4 separate regions of the Homo sapiens genome follow, and regions 1, 2 and 3 are each linked to region 4. A link is a loop called in an ENCODE intact Hi-C map of the cell type or tissue named here. Cell type or tissue: CD4-positive, alpha-beta T cell. All regions are shown on one strand. Region 1 overlaps TTTY10 (testis expressed transcript, Y-linked 10). Region 2 has its middle 73 kb from the start of KDM5D-DT. Region 3 has its middle 310 kb from the start of KDM5D. Region 4 has its middle 73 kb from the start of EIF1AY.

The links. Peaks named below come from ENCODE experiments on the same cell type or tissue, not always from the same donor. Only the 100,000 strongest peaks of a DNase experiment are listed, where the experiment ranks them.
Region 1: a loop joins it to region 4, with 9 times the contacts of the local background. A loop is called at or near these places in 5 of 110 quality-filtered maps.
Region 2: it touches region 4 in a loop (18-fold over the local background); 2 of 110 quality-filtered maps call a loop at or near these places.
Region 3: a loop joins it to region 4, with 12 times the contacts of the local background. A loop is called at or near these places in 2 of 110 quality-filtered maps.

The regions. Positions count from the first base shown.
Region 1 is chrY:20,558,402-20,563,401 of GRCh38, forward strand. All of the region lies in intron 1 of TTTY10 (testis expressed transcript, Y-linked 10), which reads right to left. Among named protein-coding and RNA genes, the nearest start is that of TTTY10, 15 kb to the right of the region's middle. In CD4-positive, alpha-beta T cell, a CTCF peak has its summit at 477 (motif pointing right); a DNase peak (open chromatin) is centred at 490.
Region 2 is chrY:19,815,400-19,820,399 of GRCh38, forward strand. No RefSeq gene overlaps it. Among named protein-coding and RNA genes, the nearest start is that of KDM5D-DT, 73 kb to the left of the region's middle. In CD4-positive, alpha-beta T cell, no CTCF peak of the experiment used is centred here; no DNase peak of the experiment used is centred here.
Region 3 is chrY:19,430,194-19,435,193 of GRCh38, forward strand. No RefSeq gene overlaps it. Among named protein-coding and RNA genes, the nearest start is that of KDM5D, 310 kb to the right of the region's middle. In CD4-positive, alpha-beta T cell, a CTCF peak has its summit at 3,054 (motif pointing right); a DNase peak (open chromatin) is centred at 3,058.
Region 4 is chrY:20,646,341-20,651,340 of GRCh38, forward strand. No RefSeq gene overlaps it. Among named protein-coding and RNA genes, the nearest start is that of EIF1AY, 73 kb to the left of the region's middle. In CD4-positive, alpha-beta T cell, no CTCF peak of the experiment used is centred here; a DNase peak (open chromatin) is centred at 2,131.

The DNA.
Region 1 (5,000 bases), 88 kb before region 4:
TCAGGATGGCTTTCTCTCGGCTGTTGAAAGTAGAGTTTTCTTGTCTACAAATAGGAGATGGGCCTGATTACCGATAGACAAAAGTAAAAGGGGCTGGGCATGATGGCTCATGCCTGTAATCCCAGCACTTTGGGAGGCCGAGGCTGGTGGATCACCAGAGGTCCAGAGTTCAAGACTAGCCTGAACAGCATGGAGAAACCCCATCTCTACTAAAAATACAAACAAAATTAGCCAGGTGAGGTGGCACATGCCTGTAATCCCAGCTACTCAGGAGGCTGAGGCAGGAAAATCACTTACACCTGGGAGATGGAGGTTGCACTGAGCCAAGATTATGCCACTGCACCCAGCCTGGGCAACAAAAGTGAAATTCCATCTCGGAAAAAAGAAAAAAAGAAAAAAAAAGTAAAAGGAAAAAGGAATTGGGAAACTAGTCGTTTGTGGTAGAGTGCTGACAAGACTCCACATGGAGAAAAATTTCACTCCACTAGGTGGTGATGTAGGGTTAGATATGTGAGATAAAACTCTGACTTCAAATTCTTTTCAGGAAAAAGTTTGAAAGAGAGGTTTGGGGTTTAATAGGCTTTCCCATAGCATGCTCCCCAGAATAAGAAAATTAATTTATCTCATATAGAAACTTTAGATTCATTGGACTATGCTGGAAGCATCCTCCTCAGAATAAGAAAATTAATTTATCTCATATAGAAACTAGATTCATTGGATTGTGCTGGAAGCATCCTCCCCAGAATAAGAAAATTAATTTATCTCATATAGAATCTTTAGATTCATTGGATTGTGCTGGACTCTTATACAGAATAAAAAACAATACAAATAGAAGAATATTCACTCAGGAAGAACTATTATCCCACATGGTGCCATGAGTGTCTATTATTAAGGGATAGAAGGGTCCTTATAAGGTAAGAATTTAGATGGAAATTTGAATCCCTTTGTTTCTAGGAAACCACAAAAATAACAATTTTTTTGAATTACATTTGTAATTATTAAGACACTGACTAACTCTACCCAGCAGGATTATATCCCTAGCTTGCAAAAACACTCACAACACTGAATACAAAATAGGGATTAGAGACAAGATATCCACAAGAAAAAAAAGAATATGTGACGAGAAAAGACTAGAAGTTTTTTTGCTGACACCCTGATGGGCTGTTGGGAGCTAGATGTTAGTCCAAAGACCCTCAGGTAACACCAAGATATAGCCCCAGCTGGAAATCTTCAGTTGGCCTAGAACCTCCTTTCAATCCCACATCATGGCTAGGCCCTCTGTGAAAGGAAACTGGATTGGAATAGACAAGAAGCCTCAGAAATGAAAGTAAAGGGTTAAAGTTAAAAATATGCTTTTATTCAACTTTCTGATGAATTCTTTTATTCTCGATCAATGTACCAAAATATGTTGCAGTCTCACCAATGCACCAAGATTTAGCAGTCTTTCATTGTTTGAGATAATCGTCAGAGTTTTTTTTTTAATCCAAGACAATAAAGGAGTGCAGGCAAAAGGATAACGTAGAAGCAGAAGTTTAATAAGCAAAAAGAGAAAACTTTTTGTGAGCAGTGGCTGAGGCCTGAATTGGTTTCCCACTATGAGGCCAGTTCTAGGATTTTTATAGACTGGAAAGGATAAGGAATGTGCTTAGTCTTGGATAACAGCTTGGCCTGGGACCCTGGTCTGAAGCCAACTGGAGAGCTTGGCCCAGTGCCAATCAGGGTCTAAAGTGATAATTCACAGAGGCCAGAATTGCTGTCCACAAAAGAAAATAAAACTACCCAGTGGAACCTGCTGGAACCATCATGCCCATGTCCACAAAAAGAGAAAAAAAAAATGTCCTGATCATGCTGACTCCACAAAAATAGGATTTTTATGCCATGCCTTCTTCACTTACCTTAGTGAGCCTAAGGTTTGCATAAGTTCTTATCCAAATGGGCCAGAGGTTCTGTTTTTTTTTGTGTGTGCCAGCCACAAACATGTCTCCAGGCACAGCACCCTGTGCTAGTTTTCTTATCTGTGCCTTCAGCTTGATTTGTTTTTTCCAGGCTGCTTTTTTTTTTTTTTTTTTTTTTTTGTGAGATGGGAGTCTCGCTCTGTGTCCAGGCTGGAGTGCAGCGGCGTGATTCTCGGCTCACTAAAATCTCCGACTCCCTGGTTCAAGCAATTCTCCTGCCTCAGCTTCCCGAGTAGCTGGGATTACAGGCAGGCGACAACACGCCCAGCTAATTTTTGTATTTTTAGTAGAGACAAGGTTTCACCATGTTAGCCAGGATGATTTTGATATCCTGACCCCGTGATCTGCCCTCCTCAGCTTCCCAAAGTGTGGGGATTACAGGCCTGAGCCACCACACCCAGCTCCAGGCTCCTTTTATGTTTTATGGAAATGAGGCACTGACATTCCCTGCTCTGGAGGATCTCTGGGGACCCTTTTCTTTCTATATAACTAAGGCCAGCTAACTATTTTCATTTTGAGAACTCACTATCACAAAAAGAGCAAAGGGATGTATGTGCTCCCATTATCACATTACCTGTTAAAAGGCCCCTTCTCTTATATTCTTTATTACAATTTGACATTATATTTTGGCAGAAACATAAATCCAGACCATATTATACTACCCCTGACCCCTTCCAAATTTCACATGGCAAAATACAGTTGTTATCTATTTCCAAGAGTCTTTCTAGTGTTAACTCTTTTTGGCATTAATTTAAAAGGTCCACAGTCAAAAGTTTCATTTGAGAAAAGACAAGTTATATCTGCCTATGAGCTTGTAAAAAAAAAATTATATACTGATAGGATACAATGGGGATACAGGGGCTGGCCGTGGTGGCTCATACTTGTAATCCCAGCACTTTGGGAGGCCAAGGCAGGGGGATCATGAGGTCAAGAAATCGAGACTATCCTGGCTAACCAACATGGTGAAACCCATCTCTACTAAAAATACAAAAATTAGCTGGGCACAGTGGCACACGTCTGTAGTCCCAGCTACTCAGGAGGCTGAGGCAGAAGAATCGCTTGAACCTGGGAGGCAGAGGTTGCAACAAGCCGAGATCGTGCCACTGCACTCCAGCCCGAGAGTGAGACTCCCAGGCTCACTCTCAAAAAAAAAAAAAAAAAGAAAAAAAAAAAAGAAAAGATACAATGAGGGTACAGGAGTTGGGTAAATACATTTGTTCTCAAAGAAATAAATTAGCCCAAACAAAGGTATAAAAGCCCCATGCAAGTTCTAAAGCTAGCAAAGCAATTATTAAATTTCAAAGTTCCAAAATAATTTTTTGACTCCATATCTCATATCTAGGCCACACTGATGTAAGAGATGGGCTCTCAAGGCCTTGAGTAGCTCCACCTCTGTGGATCTAGAGGCCACAGCCCCCACAACTGCTTTCATGGGCAAACATTGAGTGCCTGAAGCTTTTTCAGATGCATAGATTAAGCTGTCAGTGCATCTAACATTTTGGTGCTTGGAGGGCAGTGGCCTTCTCATAGCGCCACTAAGCAGTGCCTCAGTGGGGACTCTGTGTTGGGACTCCAACCCCGTATGTCCTCTCTACACTGACCTTGTAAAGGTTCTCCATGAGGCCTCAGCCCCTGAAGTGGACTTATGGACATCTAGGCATTTTTATACACTACTCTGACCTTGCAGAGGTAACATTATTTATGAAAATCAATTTTAAATAACGATAAATAATATTGAAAAAATAACTATGCTCTTTTATTTACAAGTGGAGAGTTCAGCATTTACAACAGAGTATCTAGAGCTCTCATTTCTTTGGACTGTTGCTTGGCACACTACCAATCACAGTAATACAGTTATAACTCAACAGTTGCGAGGGCCATGTGGATTCCATAGGGTTTCACTTTTTCTTTTGCTTCTAACTACTACACACAAACACACACACACACACACAGACACACAAATTGGTGATGTGTCAGACATGGTACATAGTGAGTAAACTTGTGTTTAACTCAGTAAATGTTTGTGTATATTGTGCAATAACATGATAACTGTTCACAGAATATAAAATACAGGGTGACCTCAGCAATATGGTGGAAAAAGTGGTCACCCATTTATATCCCCTGACGACAATGATTCTGTACCCATCCATACAAAGAAGTATCTTTCTTGCTCTGTGGGAGTCTTGGGATTCAAGTAGGTGGTTGTGAAACTCTGGTGGAGCCCAAGGCCTAAAAACGGAGATATTGGGAGTGCAGACATATACCCGTGTGGCAGATTATTCATTCTAATTTATTCTATTTATTCCAATTTATTGTAATCCGAATGGCTACTTTGGCTCAGCTACAGCCTTATATGTTCTTGACACTGTGACTGAAACCATAGGTCAAGAAAGGGTCACATGAACTAGAGCGTAGGCAAAAAGATTTTTCTGTATCCCTACCTTTGTCTTGGCAGTAAACCCAAATATCATTCTATAACTTGACTGCAAATTCTTTCTCCACCGTGATCCTAGCTTAATAGTGCTCACATAAGGACCCAAAGGGAAATGCCCATCTGTGCCATCAGAACAAGCTAGCCTTTCTTTATGCCACAACAGTTTCTGTTGGGATGATGCTATTATGGCTCCAGACCCCTCTGCTACAGTCACATAGTTACTGTCATTTTTGAAAATGGCTATGAGATGTACCTGGATAGTCTTGCAGTTCTGTCACCATGCGTACTCACAATGGTACACAGTGAGTAAATTTATTAAAGTTTGGGCAATTTTGTGGCACACAGAGATATTATCTAGTAGTGTCTCTGCAGATAACACTCTATACTAGACCCCACTGTGAATCTTGAATGAAGTCTGTAAATTAGCTGCAGGTATTCTTACCTTCAACGTGAGAGTGGTCCCGTTAATACTGGTACCCACCAGAAGGCAGTTTATTCCATGACATGTGCAGCTAGCTTAGACTTATCAGCCTTTGCTATAAACAAAACAAAACTTTGTATTTCAAGTCAAGACTATCTCAGCCATAGACTGAAGTAGTGTGGTTATCCTG
Region 2 (5,000 bases), 830 kb before region 4:
AGGTCCCTCATCTTTTTCCTGTTGAATATCAAATGCTTTGGAAATATTTTGATTTCGGGGTACTGACTCTGAAATTCCTTTTATTATCATCTCTCTTAGATCTTGCATGTTTTCCTGGTGATTTGCATTGTTATTGTCCCACTGGGGGTCCTCGGGCTGGAAATTTATGGCCTGCAGGAGGAACATTTTGACCAGGATGGGGCTCATGTTCCCAAACCTCCATAGCAGCCCGCTGAATCATACTTCATTCTTCTCCTGAAAAGAGAATGCTGAAGATGGACATCAACTCAGTCCAAGTGTATATCTGAGGCCCTAAAAATTGATCAATTTGATCTGCTACTCCATAAGGATCATCCAGTAATGGCTTAAACTTCTTTTTTAAATTCCAGACCTCTGAAGTAATCAAGGGAGGGTTTACAAAGCCAATAGCCCCTCCACCCTGTGGTACCTCTCTTAAAGGAAAGAAAGTTGGATCTGGCTCTTTGGGTGTGAAGGGAAAGGGAAAGTTTTGGATATCTTTTTTACATTGCTCTATTTCATGTTGAAGCCCCTTTAAATAGGGATACTTAATAGGTTAAGAAGGGGCAGGCTCACAAGACGGTAATTCTGCAAAGTTGGGAATATAAGGAGGGGGAGCAATATGAGCAGAAGCACCACAAGTGGAGGAGGGATCCACGGCAGCAGCTGGGGTAATAGAACAGGCTGGGGCCTGCCTGAAACAGCTGGGGAGTAACCCCAAACCACAGCCAGAGGGATGGCCTAGGCTGGGGCGTGGCCTGAAATGGCTGGGGAATAATCGGAAACCACAGCTGGAGGGAGGGCACAGGCTGGAACATGGCCTGAGATGGCTGGAGAGTGACCCAAAACTGCAGCTGGAGGGACAGGATAGGAGGCAGCCGAAAGAGTGATGCAAACAGGGGAGGAACGTAAGATGGGAACTGGAAGGGCGGAATCACAGGCAACCGGAAGAGTGACACAAGCAGGGGAGGAACCTGAGACGGGTACCAGAGGGGCGGAATAGGGGGGCAGCTGGAAGAGTGAGGGAAACGGGAGGGACCTGAAACGCGAACCAGACTGGCGGGTTAGGGGGCGCTGAATGAAGGAAGATGATTTAAAGGATCCCACATGTTAGTTAGTAGTTGTGGGTTGTCTAGCTATGGGAACTGTTTCCCTTTTAAAAGAGTTGGCTTCTGACTTTCTCCCTCCAGAGTCTAAAGGTTAAAGGAGAACTGGTCCCTGCTGCCAGCAGAGGGTGTAATCGATTTGTTCGTGGGAGACAGGGTTCTTATCATTAACACGTTTGATTAACAGCTGACAAATCTGTTCTTCATTAGACCCAAATTTTGGCCAGAAAATTCAGGGTTTAAGGATGGGTTGTCGAACCCAAATCAAACAACATATTTTATTGTCTGCTGTTTTTCTTTATACTTGGTTCTCTCATTATCTTTCCAATACTTTAGCATAAGCCCCAAGGGGCTATCTGAAGGAATTTCATCACTCTCTAGACTCTTTGGTTTTCCTGTATTATTTGAAACTTTCCCCGTCTTATGGGTTATTGGGGGACAACCCCTCCTCTTAGAGATGTCTACCCTCACCCTTCCTGGAGGCTTACTGAGGCTTTAGGGAAAAGCTCCAACCCCACCTGTCAGAGGTTTCTACCCTCCCCCTTCCTCTTTGTCTACTTTGTGTTTTCCTGCCTCTAGTCGATAGATGGCAACATGAGACTGAAAAGAAGACTCATTCACTCCACACAACCACGATGCTTACTCCCATTCACACATTCTCAGCCTCCATCTCATCCTGACCACCCAGGAAATACTTTGTCACCTTCGTGAAGTCTCCTACCTTATTCCATGCACAATAATTGCCTGGTCCTCTTATTGCCACGGTATTGCAAGCCTCTCCTCCCCGCTTTGCTGCGAATCCAGATTTATTCATTACCACAGGTGGGCCTGATCTCCTTCACCCTAGGGCCACCCTAACGAGACAGTAGGATGCGTCTCCCTTGGGAAGGGTAACCGAAGGCCCCCGTACCTAAGGAGAATATTGGAGCCCCAAAGTTGGGTGCCAGAAGTGTTAGGAATAACAGTCAAAATCCTAAGGAAATGGAACACTTGAAAAAACGATTCTTAGCAAAGCAATTTTACTTCTGTGCAGAGGGGTGTGCCTCCTTGGCCAGTCGCCTTGAGAGCACACCTGAACAAAGGGGCACAAGAGAGCCTTTATTCCTGATGCAAGTCCTGCCTCTGTACCCTTTCCCGATTGGCTGGGGTCTGTTCATACAATCTAAACTAACCCTGGTTGGCTACATATTTGATTTTTTTTTTTTTTATAAAGGGGGCACATAAAAGAAAGCAGAAACGAAAGGGGAAGGGGTGTCTGTAATGAGCTAGAAAGTTAGTCCTCTTTCCAAATAAGGAAAGGAATGTAAGCTGGTACTGATAACGCCTGGTACTGTGGTGTGCCTGGGCATCTAACAAAGGCAAAAAGGAAAAAAGGAGAAAAAGGAAAAAAAAAGAGGGGAGGTACTAGGGGTACTATGAGTTAAAGAATAAAAGATTGATCAAGTTATTTGAAGAGAAACCTTATCATATCCCACACCAGCTACTTGGGAGGCTGAGGAGGGAGAATTTCTTGAACATGGGAGGTGGAGATGGCAGTGAGCCAAGATCCAGACACTGCACTCCATCCTGGAGACACAGCAAGACTCAGTCTCAAAAAAAAAAAAAAAAAAAAAAAAAAAGTGGGATGCTAGATCCCTGTACATAACCCTGTGAAAGAGGTTGAATGCAAGGGTCTGAACTATGACAACCTGCAAGCCCCACTTCCAAAGCACCTCAAAAGATAAGCCACACTGACGTGGAATTCCAGCCAGTCACTGTGAAGTGACCTCACTGTCTGGCAGTGATACATGAGGTTCATTGTCTCATGGTCATGAAAAACTATAATTCAAACACAAAAAGAGTGAGCTTCAGAGTGGACTTTAATAGGCAAAAGAAAGAGAAGAGCTCTCTGCTGCACAGAGAGGGCCTGAAAAAATGGGTTGCTGTTTCCATGGTGAAATGCAGTGGTTTTTATAGATAAGCTTAAGGATTAAGTGTCTGATTGACATAGGGAACAAAAGATTGGATGAACCATTTGCATATGGCATAGGAAACTGGTTAGGTCTAGGAGTGCCACTTGCAGAGGGTGCAAAAAGCTGGCCACCTCTACTCTAATCTTTTACTATGCAGATAGGTTTTCTGCCTGGTTAGTGCCATGTTGCCTGTTTCTTTACTGTATACATGGTAAAAAGATAAAAGATAATGGGGACTTCTTGGTGGTCATGTCTGCTGCCCAGGCAGCCCTTTTCTATTGGCACAGCTGCTGGCATTCACCCATGTAAGCTTCAAGCTTTTTAATCTATGTTTGCAGCTCTATTTGTTAGGCTCCTCCTTGTTATAGCAGATAATTTATTGGGCTGCTTTTTGCTAGAAGGGAAGCCTTGCTGAGAACTCTTTTATCCTCACTACCTGCCTAAATAATTTCTTTTTATCCCCTGTGTCAACTGTTAGTGTCATTGCACCTCCTTAAGAAGGAAATCTCAAAGGGAAAGTCCCAACCATCTTTGTTGGTTGCACACCTTAGCAACTTTAGGTATCAGGCTGTGGAGACTCTGAGCCAACTGGGGGGTGGGGTATGAATCCCCCAGTGCAGCACAGTTGCCCTCCCAAAATGTTGACAGACTGCTGCTTTAAGCAGGTCCTCATCCTGTTCCTTCTCACTGATTGGGATCTCCCAAGTGGGACCTCTAGCCTCCCTTATGCAAGTTCTTCAGCCAAGAAAGTCTTGACTTTCCCCTGGGACAGCACCCCCCGAGTGAGAGTTGGGCTACCATCTTTGTTCTTGGGGTTACTTAGCCAATCCAGCCTTTAGGTTTTGATCATTCTGAGCCTACTAGAGATGAAGGGGGTCCCTCAGCACAGCACAGCTGCTCTAGCAAAATGTGCCCAGGCTGCTTTTTAAAGCGGATCCCTGATCACATTTCTCTTGGTTGAGCGAGGCCCAATCGGGCCCTCCAGCCATCCACGGTGGTGTTCTCCAGCCAACAGATATTTGTAATCTCCCTGAAATGGTGCTATAAGAGAGAGTGGTGGGCCACAAATTTAGTTGTTTAGGTGATTTAACTGTTTCAGACTTCAAGCTCTGAAGCATCTGAGGCAACCAGGGCTGAAGCAAACCCTTTAGCACAGCACAGTTACATTATCAAAGCGGGGAGATAGCTTTTTAAAGTGGGTCTCTAACCCCATTTTTATTCACTGACCGGGATTTCTCAACCAAGGTATCCAGTCACGTCGTACAGGAGCCTTCGTGTCAGCAATAGACCTATACCTCCCTGGGATTAAGTTCCCGGAGACAGAAAAAAGGCTGCCATCTTTGCTGTTTTTCAACCTTCTCTAGTGGTACCTCAAGGTATCACTGTTCAAGAGAACAGTCTGACATGACTAGAGGCTGGAGTGAGCTACAACATATTGCAGCAACCCTGTATAAAAGTAGCCAAACTATTATGTAATAGCCCAGTCCTGTACGTCCCATTAGCAGGTCCTCCAGACCTGGGCCTTCAGAGCTAAGTAGAGTCTCTACAGAGTCACACCCTTCAGAGCTATCACCCAGTAGCAACTTGGCAAATCCCTGGACAGGAGCCTCAAGAAGTAACTAAAAGCCTTCCTGCCACAGCCTGTGCAGTGAAACTGCCCTTGCCACCCTGAAACTAACAAAGGAGAAAAGACCCTAAGTGCCTTATCTACACCTCCAACAAACTGCTGTTGACTCAAGGAGAAGCGACCAGTCCATCTCCCATAAGTCTCACACACCCCATATTGCTAATTATCAGACAGAGAATCCCTGGCTTGGTCCTACAACACAAAATATCCTTCCAGGGCTGGTTGCATTGAGAGATTGCTGACCTGCATTTCCCTTGGATGGAGGCCCCAGGAAACAACCAAAAGACACTTGACCGC
Region 3 (5,000 bases), 1.2 Mb before region 4:
CTAATACTAAACTTCCTGGATTAAGTAAAGGTGGTTGTATTTCCCATGGTCGGGCTTCTGCTTGTTTTAATTCCTACTGGAAGTGATCTAGAGAGCTTACACACTTAACCAATTTAGAGGTTGTCTGCCTGGAAACAATCTCTTAGCACATTGATCAATTTTATTCTTTCCTAAGTGAAAGGCTTAGTGAAGGATTTTCAGGACTTTCCATTGGCAGGAGGCTGGCAGATGGAGTTTGCCATCGTCTAACTGTAGCCATTCTGAGGGCTGAAAACTATATCCTCAGAAGTGGCCCATTCTATTCCTGCAGGAAAATACTAAGGTTTAATTTCTCTTATGGAGCCTTCTTGATCAGAATAATTTGGAACTTGTTAATGCCTTGAATCTTCCTTGCTGCTTACTTAGCTGACTGATCTGCTAACCTATTTCCTTTGGCTACTTTATTCCCTTTTGATGTTCCTAATGATGCATTCCTGCTATTTATTGTGAAATAAAAACTAAGAATAATAACCTGTTATTTTTCTGGTGATATTTTATGGGAGATTTATCAATGTTAAAAAAAAAAAAAATCCCCTTCCTTTCAAATGGTAGGATGAGCATGGAGAACTGATAAAGATACCTGGAATTAGTGTAAATGTTAACTACCTTTCCCTTGCTTAATTTAGATGCTCTTGTAAGAGCTATTAGTTCAGCTAATTGAGTGCTTATCTGGGGAGTGACATTATTTAGCATGGCTGTGGCTTATCCTGCCTTATGTACTTCTTGCTTTACCTGCTGTTTATTAGCTAAGAGCTCTCTGTAGAGAACAGTAATCCTGCTACATTATGTGGGGTTGTAAACAGTTAAGTTATTATCTCTTTGGGTTAATTTGGAGGGGTTTTTTGTTTTGTTTTGTTTTTTTCGACTAGCAGAGTCATAGTGACAATGGTTTGGAAGCATGTGGAAAAAACATGTCCTCCTAACTGCAACGATGAGCTTGAGAAAAATATTGAACTAAAGTTTTCCCTGAGATGCCCTCTGTGGTTATGCTATGAGAAGAGGGGAGGCCTGGATTAGAAACTACAAAATTAGAGACTGGCTCTAGTGTTTAGAAGGAGGTCTACTTTCCTTCCTTCAACTTCCAGAATCATCTGGGGCTTCCTGTATTATACTGGCAGTTTGAGGCACTGGAGCCAGGAATTTGAACCCCAGGACCCATCGGTCCTGCTGGACCATCTGTGAGACTGATTTTTAACCCACTGCCCTCCTCCCCTGGAAGAATTTTGGTCTCCAGTTGCCTTCACCACAGGCTGGACATGGTCGAGCTGGCTTCTTGCTATTTGGCCACTCCTTCTTAAAATACCCTGGTTTGCCAAACTGAGAGCACCTAGTGGATACATCTCAGGGATCTAGCACTTTGCAACTCTGCAAAGCAGACACTAGAATATTTGTCTTTCCCCTGAGCTTTCTCTCTTTCATTTGGGCCTCCTCTTTCTAGCTATTATAAAAGACCAAAGTGGCCACCTTCAGGGGGTTCTCTAAGTTGCCTCCTGGTCCTGTAGCTTGCTTCTGTCATTTCCTTCTAATATTTGGAGCTGCCTGTGTAATAAACTTATTCTTTAGAATGAACGGTTCCTTGACTGAATCAGGGGATAAGGAGAGGTACTCTATGAGTGTCTTTCTCAGCCTTTCCATGAAGGCTTCAGGATTCTCATTTGGCTTTTGGTCTATCATAGACAGTTTAGAATAATTGAGAGGTTTGGCCTTAGGTTTTCATAGGCCCTCTAAAATACATATTAAAAAGTGCTTCTTCTCCATTTATCTGTAGAGCTACTAAGGTATCAGGGCTATCAAAAAAACTGCTTCCCTTACTTTCCCTTCCTATTGAGAATGGTGTTTCTCCTATTTATTTGCTCTCCCTATCTGCTTTCTACTTTCTAGGTGTAATATAGGAGATACATTTCTCATCTCTGAAATTCTCTTCTGCCTATAGAGCTGCCTCTTTTTTAGCTGTGGTTAGGGTTTGGTTTAAGAGCAGCATAACATCCTTCCATGTGAGGTGAAACATCTGAGTTAAATTCTGCAAAGCTTCTGCATGCCTACTAGTGTTGTCAAAAAATTGGCCTTAGTTGTCCTTTATTTGCCTAAGGTCCTGCAATCAAAAGGGAATTTGAGGTGGCCCCAAATAAGGAAAATACTCAGATGATTCCATGGAAATTGCTTCTAATTCTGGTGAATTATTCTCTATATGCCTGCCTGATATGCCTGTTAAGAAAGCTGGGTTGATCTTACAAGCTTGCAAAGGTTTAGTAAAAATGCCATGGCCTTGAGCAAAAGAAAATGAGGGCTTTTCTTTTCAAATTGCTGAGGTTAAAAAAGTTCCAGTGTTTCAGAGTGCATGTCAGAGCGGTGCAAGCTAAAAATGGTCTGTTACCCATCTGGCATAAGAGGTGACAATTATTCCCCACTTCTTTTATTGTGACCCAAGATGGATGGGAAGGAAGTGGGAGTGTTCCCCCAACTATTTTCTCTCCTTGAGTTTTGAGTCCCAGCACTGGGTTAAATGTGCTGCTCACAGTTGTGAGCATGGTTCTCCAAGCCATGGAATGGGATAAACTAAGAGATGGGATTAACCACAAGTTACGCATGCAAGCTTAGCTTATCCTCCTGTGTGATTTGCCTGGCTCTCTGAAAAATGAGTGTTCAAAGAAACTACGATGTCTTTGGTAGAAGCTTCTTTAATGGAGGCAATGTGCTAGATTGCCTCCTATTACAGTCTGTGCTAAAACATTTACCATTAGAAAAGTGGTTCTGTTTAACTTCTAGACCATTAAAATCCACTTACTAATTAAGTACAATTCTAATTGAAGACAGAACAGATGTCTTAAAAGAACAGATGTCTTTCCTGCTGTTGGGACATTATTAGGACTAAAATTTGACTATAGAGGACGTTTAACTCCTAATTGTTGAAGGCTTCCTTTTCCCGGAAGGGGCTTAGAGCCTGATTTCTAGCAGTGCAAAAGGAGAGAATTAGGAAACTTCAAAGTGCCTGATGAAGAGGATTTGTTTGTCCACTAGGTGGAGATGTTGGCTCAGAAATACAATGGGATCATCAGGGAACCGATAGAGACAGCGAGGCACTTATTGAATAATATGTGTTTGCTAATACCTCTTAACAGAACTGTTTCCCTGAACTGTTAAACTCCCTTCACATTGCACAAACAGAGAGAATATAAGCCAGAGTGACTGAGGATAGAAAAGGAAGTAAAATTTTGCAACAAGATAGCTGGAGATGCATTACAAACATCCAGACTGGCTGTCAGAGTCTGGGTTCAGTCCAGAAGCCTTTGAATCACACCAGAATGTGCCCTGGCCAGAAATTCTTAGTTACCCCAGGACTCTTCCCAGGCTCAGGCAATGATGAGGACTTCTGTGAAAGAAAACTGCTTAGAAGAGAGCCTTGAGATTAACGACAGACGAGGTTCACTCCAAACTCACCACTCTGATGTTTCTAGTTCTTGTTCTGATCCTGATCCCAGGTGAGAACACCAAAAATGAAATGGCTCCATCATCTGGAGTATATATACCCTGGTTCTTAGTCATGGTTGAAAAAGACTTCAGGACACAGACACACGGAAGGAGTGCATTTAGGAGTGGAAAGTTTAATAGAAAAGAAGAGAGAGAAAAGGCTTCCTCATGCTGACAAAGCAAGTCGACCACAAGACGGTCTCCAAATTGCGGTGGCATGCAACTGATTTTGTAGAGAGGCTTTGGGAGGTGGTGTCTAATTTACAAAGGCTCCAGGAGATTGGATTGATCAGGGGTGCCGTTCATATAGCCAACAAAATAACTGGCTATCCCACCCCAGTCTTTTACTATGTAAATGTGGCACCTACCTGGAGGTTGTCATGATAACAGCACACATGGTTTTAACTGGATAGTGCCATGACACCAGTAAACATGGTGACAAGAAAAAAAAGTGGGAATCACCATATTGAATGTACCTGGCTTCCAGGTACACCTGCATTTAGATATAAAAGCTTCTAGTTTGCATATTTTTCAGGCTGCTTTCTGTTAAAGAAGAAATGGCTTGAGGCTGCTTTTTGTTAAAGGAAAGTTCCACAAGAAAAAGACAGGAAAAATTGCACCAAGTTGGAAAACATATTGCTTGAAATCATCCAGGAGAACTTTTCCAACCTAGCTAGAGAAGCCAAGACTCAAATTTGGGAAATGCAGAGAACCCCAATAAAATACTTCATAAGGAGATTATCCTCAAGACACATAGTCAAAAGTTCTCCGAGGTGAAAGAAAAATTAAAAAAAGTGAGGGTCACTCAGAAAGGAAAACCAGGTCACCTACAAAGGGAAGTTCATCAGACTAACAGCAGACCTCTCAGCATAAACTCTACAACCCATTAGAGATTAAGGGCCAATATTCAACATTATTTAAAAAAAGAAACTCCAGTCCAAAATTTCAAATCCACCCAACAGAAGCTTCAAAAGTGAAGGAGAAATGAGACCCATTTAAGATAAGTAAATGGTAGCAGAAATTGTTACCACCAGACCTGCCTTACAACAGCTCCTGAAGGAATCACTAAATATGGAAAGAAAAAAAACACTACCAGCCACAACAAAAACACACGGAAGTATACAAGCCAGTGAAACTATAACGCAATCACATAAACAAGTCTGCAAAATAACCAGCTAGTATCATGGCAACAGAATCAAATCCATGGTTGCTTCCAAGATGGCTGAACAGGAACAACTCCAGTCTGCAGCTCCCAGTGAGATTGATGCAAAAGACAGGTGATTTCTGTCTTTCCAACTGAGAGTACTTCGTTCATCTCATTGGGACTGGTTGGACAGTGGGTGCAGCCCACAGAGGGTGAGCCAAATCATGGTGGGATGTCATCTCACCCAGGAAGCACAAAGGGTTGGGGGATTTCACTTTCCTAGCCAAGGGAAGCCGTGACAGGCTGTACCTGGAAAAATGGTATACTCACATCCAAATATAGCACTTTT
Region 4 (5,000 bases):
TGAGCCTGCGGCCCAGTTGGCCAGGCAAAAGTAGTACCCAGTCTCCAGAGAAGATCTTGAGGGCATCCAGGTCTATCTCAAGTGCCTAAAGGCCTTTGGAATTATAGTCCCTTGTCAGTCTCCATGGAACACTCCCCTCCTACTTGTTCCCAAGCCAGGGACCAAGTACTACAGGCCAGTACAGGATTTGCACTTGGTCAACCAAGCTACAGTGACTTTGCATCCAATGGTACCTAACCTGTACACATTGTTAGAATTCCTGCCAGCTGAGGACAACTTATTCACCTCCTTGGACCTGAAAGATGCTTTCTTTAGCATCAGACTAGCCCCTGAGGGCCCAAAACTGTTTGCCTTTCAGGGGGAGGATCCAGGGTCAGGTGTCATCACTCAGTACACTTGGACACGGCTCCCCCAAGGGTTCAAGTACTCCCCCACCATCTTTGGGGAGGCACTGGCTCAAGACCCCCAGAAGTTTCCTTCCAGAGACCTAGGCTGCGTGCTGCTCCAGTATGTCGATGACCGCCTGCTGGGACAACCCATGGCAGTCTGGTGCACCAAGGGAATATACCCTTCTCCAACACCTGGAGAACTGTGGGCATAAGGTATCCAAGAAGAAAGCTCAGCTCTCCAGACAGCAGGTACGTCAGCTGGGATTTACTATCTGACAAGGGGAGCACAGCCAGAAAGAAAGCAAGTCATTTGCAACCTGCTGGAGCCTAAGACCAGAATGCAGGTGAGAGAATTCTTAGGAGCAGTAGAATTCTGCAGGTTGTGGATCCCAAACTTTGCAGTATTGGCTAACCCCGTGTATGGAGTCACAAAGCGGGGTGAAAAGGAACATTTCAAATGGGGATCCCAACAGCAATGAGCTTCTCATTAGTTAAAAGAAAACCTCATGTCAGCCCCAGCCCTGGGGCTACCTGACCAGACAAAACCTTTTACACTATATGTGTCAGAGGGAGAATAAATGGCAGTTGGAGTTTTGACCCAGAGTATGGGGCCCTGGCCAAGGCTGATGGCCTAACTCTCTAAACAACTAAAGGGGGTTTCTAAGGGTTGGCCCCATATTTGAGGGCCTTGGCAGCAACAGCCCTGCTAGCAAAAGAAGTGGATAAGCTAACTCTTGGGCAAAATCTAAACATAAAGGCCCCCCATGCTGTGGTCACTTTAATGAATACCAAAAAACATCATTTGCTAATGAATGCTAGACTAACTAGATACCAAATCTCGCTCTGTGAGAATCCCTGCATAACCACTGAAGTTTGCAACACCCTGAACCCTGCTACCTTGTTTCCAGTATCAGAGCCCAGTTGAACATGACTGTGTAGAGGCGTTGGACTCAGTTTATTCTAGCAGACCTGACCTCTGAGACCATCTTTGGACAACAGTAGACTAGGAGCTGTGCATGGATGGGAGCAGCTTCATCATCCCACAAGGAGAGAGGTGTGCGGGATATGCAGTGGTAACCCGCACATTGAAATGCTGTCATTGAAGCCAAATCGTTGCCCCAGGGCACTTCAGCCCAGATGACCGAACTTACTGCTTTAATTCAGGCCTTAGAGCTAACTGATGGTAAGATTGTAAACATTTACACTGACTCTGGGCATGCCTTTTTAACTCTCCAAGTACATGGGGCATTATACAAGGAAAAAGGCCTGTTGAACACTGGGGGAAAATACATAAAAGATCAGCAAGAGATCCTGCAATTATTAGAGGCAGTGTGGAGACCCCGAAAGGTGGCAGTCATGCATTGCAGAGGACACCAGTGAGCTTCCACCTCGATTTCCCTGGGGAACTCCCAAGCTGACTCAGAGGCTTGAAAATCAGTATCCACCCCCTACTGGGCATCAGTCACAGCCCCCCTGCTCCCTCAGGCACCTGACATTGTACCTACTTATTCTAAAGAAGAGAAGGACTTTCTTCAGGCAGAAGGAGGGCAAGTGATAGAAGAGGGAGGGATTTGGTTATTGGGCAGAAGAATAGCCATGCCGCAAATGCTAGGAGCCGCAGTCATACTGGCTGTGCATGAGACCATCCACCTAGGACAAATGTCATTTGAAAAGTTGTTAGGCTGGTACTTCTACATCTTGCACCTGTCAGCCCTTGCGAAAACAGTGGTGCAGCAGTGTGTCACCTGCTGGCAACACAATGCTAGGCAAGGTCCAACAGCCCCTCCTGGCATACAGTCTTATGGAGCAGCCCCCTTTGAAGATCTCCAAGTAGACTTCACCGAGATGCCCAAACATGGAGGCAACAAGTATTTGCTAGTTCTAGTGTGTACATACTCTGGGTGGGTGGAGGCCTATCCAACACGGACTGAGAAAGCTTGTGAAGTAACCCGCATGCTTCCCCGAGATCTCATCACTAGGTTTGGACTGCCCTTATGAATCAGCTCAGACAATGGCCCAGTGTTTGTGGCTGACTTGGTATAGAAGACAGCAAAGCCATTGGGGATCACATGGAAACTGCACCTACCGACCACAAAGTTCTGGAAAGGTGGAGCGGATGAATCGCACTATCAAAAATAGTTTAGGGAAAGCGTGTCAAGAAACAAGATTAAAGTGGGTACAAGCTCTCCCTATGGTATTGTTTACAATTAGATGTACCCCTTCTAAAAGAATAGGATATTCCCCTTATGAAATATTATATCATAGCCTCCTTCCCATACTATGGGGACTCCCAGGCACTCCTCGAGAGCTAGGTGAAATTGAGTTACAGTGACAGCTACAGGCTTTAGGGAAAATTACACACAATTTCAGCCTGGGTAAATGGGAGGTGCCCCATCAGCTTATTCTCCCCAGTTCACCCTTTCTCCCCAGGTGATCAGGTGTGGATCAAGGATTGGAACATAGCCCCCTTGTGGCCACAGTGGAAAGGACCCCAGACCAACATCCTGACCACTCCCACAGCCATACAGCCTGGATCCACCACAGCTGCATAAAACCTGCAGCACCTGTCACCTGGAAGGTGAGACCAAGCCCAGATAATCCCTGCAAAGTGACTCTGAAGAAGATGACAAGCCCTGCTCCAGTCATATGTGGAAGCTGACTGGTCCATGCATGGCTGAAGCATGAGGAAACTCATCATGGGCCTCATTTTCCTTAAAATTTGGACTTGTACAGTAAGGACTTCAACTGATCTTCCTCGGACTGAGGACTTTTCCCAGTGTATACATCAAGTTACTGAGGTAGGGCAAAAGGTTAAAACAGTCTTTCTGTTCTATAGTTATTATGAATGTACTGGAACTCTAGAGAAGAACTTGTCTATATAATTCCACTCTATGAAAGTTATGTAGCCCAGGAAGTGACCAGCCTGATGTGTGCTATAACCCATCTGAGCCCCCTATGAATACAGTTTTTGAAGTAAGATTGAGGACTGGCAACTGGGGAAATGCTGATATGAGTACAGTAATAACTAGAACAGAAGAAAAAGAATTCCCAAACAAATTATCTTAAAATTTGATGCCTGCGCGGCAATCAACAGTGACTTGTATGGAAATAGAATAAGATGTGGCTCTCTAGATTGGGAAAGAGGTTATATAGTAGAAAATAAGCATGTTTGTCATGAATTAGGACTGTGTAGTGATGAATGTAGTTACTGGTCCTGTGTCATTTAGGCCACCTGGAAAAAAGATGAGAAGGACACTGTTCACCTTCAAAAAGGAAAGAGTAACTCTTCCTGTACTAGTGCTCACTGTAACCCATTAGAACTACTAATTGCCAATCCCCTCGATCTCTGTTGGAAAACAGGAGAGTATGTAACTCTAGGAATCAATGGAACTGGACTGGATCCCCAAGGAAATATTTTAGTCCAAGGGTACGTCCACAGGTGCTGTCCCAAACCAGTGTTTCAGACCTTTTATGATGAGCTGAATCTGCCAGCACCAGAGCTTCTGAAAAAGACAACTTATTTCCCCAGTTAGCAGAAAATGTAGCTCATTTCTTCAATGTTACTTCTTGTTGTGTATGTTGGGGAACCACTGTGGGAGACCAATGGCCTTGGGAAGCCTGAGAATTGGTGCCTACTGATCCAGTTCCTAACATAATTCCAGTCCAGAAAACCCAAACTAGCAACTTCCGGGTTTTGAAAACCTCAATTATTGGACAATACTGAATAGCTAGAGAAGGAAAAGACTTCGCCATCCCTGTAGGAAGGCTCAATTGTCTAGGACAGACGCTGTATAATAGCACAACAGGGACGGTCTCCTGGTGGGATGTAAACCATACTGAAAAGAATCCCATCAGTAAATTTGCTAAATTACAGACTGCTTAGGCCCCTCCAGAATCTCACTGAGACTGTACGGTTCCCACTGGACTATACTGGATATGTGTAGGTACAGAGCCTATACTCAGTTACCTGATCAATGTGCAGGTAGTTGTGTCATTGGCACCGTTAAGCCATCCTTTTTTTTTTTTTTTTTTTTTTTTTTTTACTGCCCATAAAAACAGGTGAGCTCCTAGGTTTCCCTGTCTGTCCCTCCTGGGAAAAGAGAAGCATAGCTATAGGAAATTGGAAAGATGATGAGTGGCCCCCCTGCCAAAGGATCATACAGTAGTATAGGCCTGCCACATAGGCACAGGACAGCTCATCGGGATACCAAACCCTCATCTACATGCTCAGCCAGATCATATGATTACAGGCCATCTTAGAAATAACCACTAATGAAATTGGCAGAGCTTTGACTCTTTTATCCTGGCAGGAAACCCACATGAGAAATGTCATCTATCAAAATAGATTGTCCTTAGACTATTTGCTCGCAGCCAAAGGAGTCATCTGTGGAAAATTCAACTTGCCTAATTGCTGTCTGCAAATAGATGATCAAGGACAAGTAGTTGAAAATATAGAGACATGACTAAACTGGCACATGTGCCCATGCAGGTTTGGCATAGGTTTGATCCTAGATTCCTGTTTGGAAAATGGTTTCCAGCTCTAGGAGGATTTAAAACTCTTGTAATAGGAATAATAATAGTGTTAGGAACCTGCATGTTACTCCCCTGTAA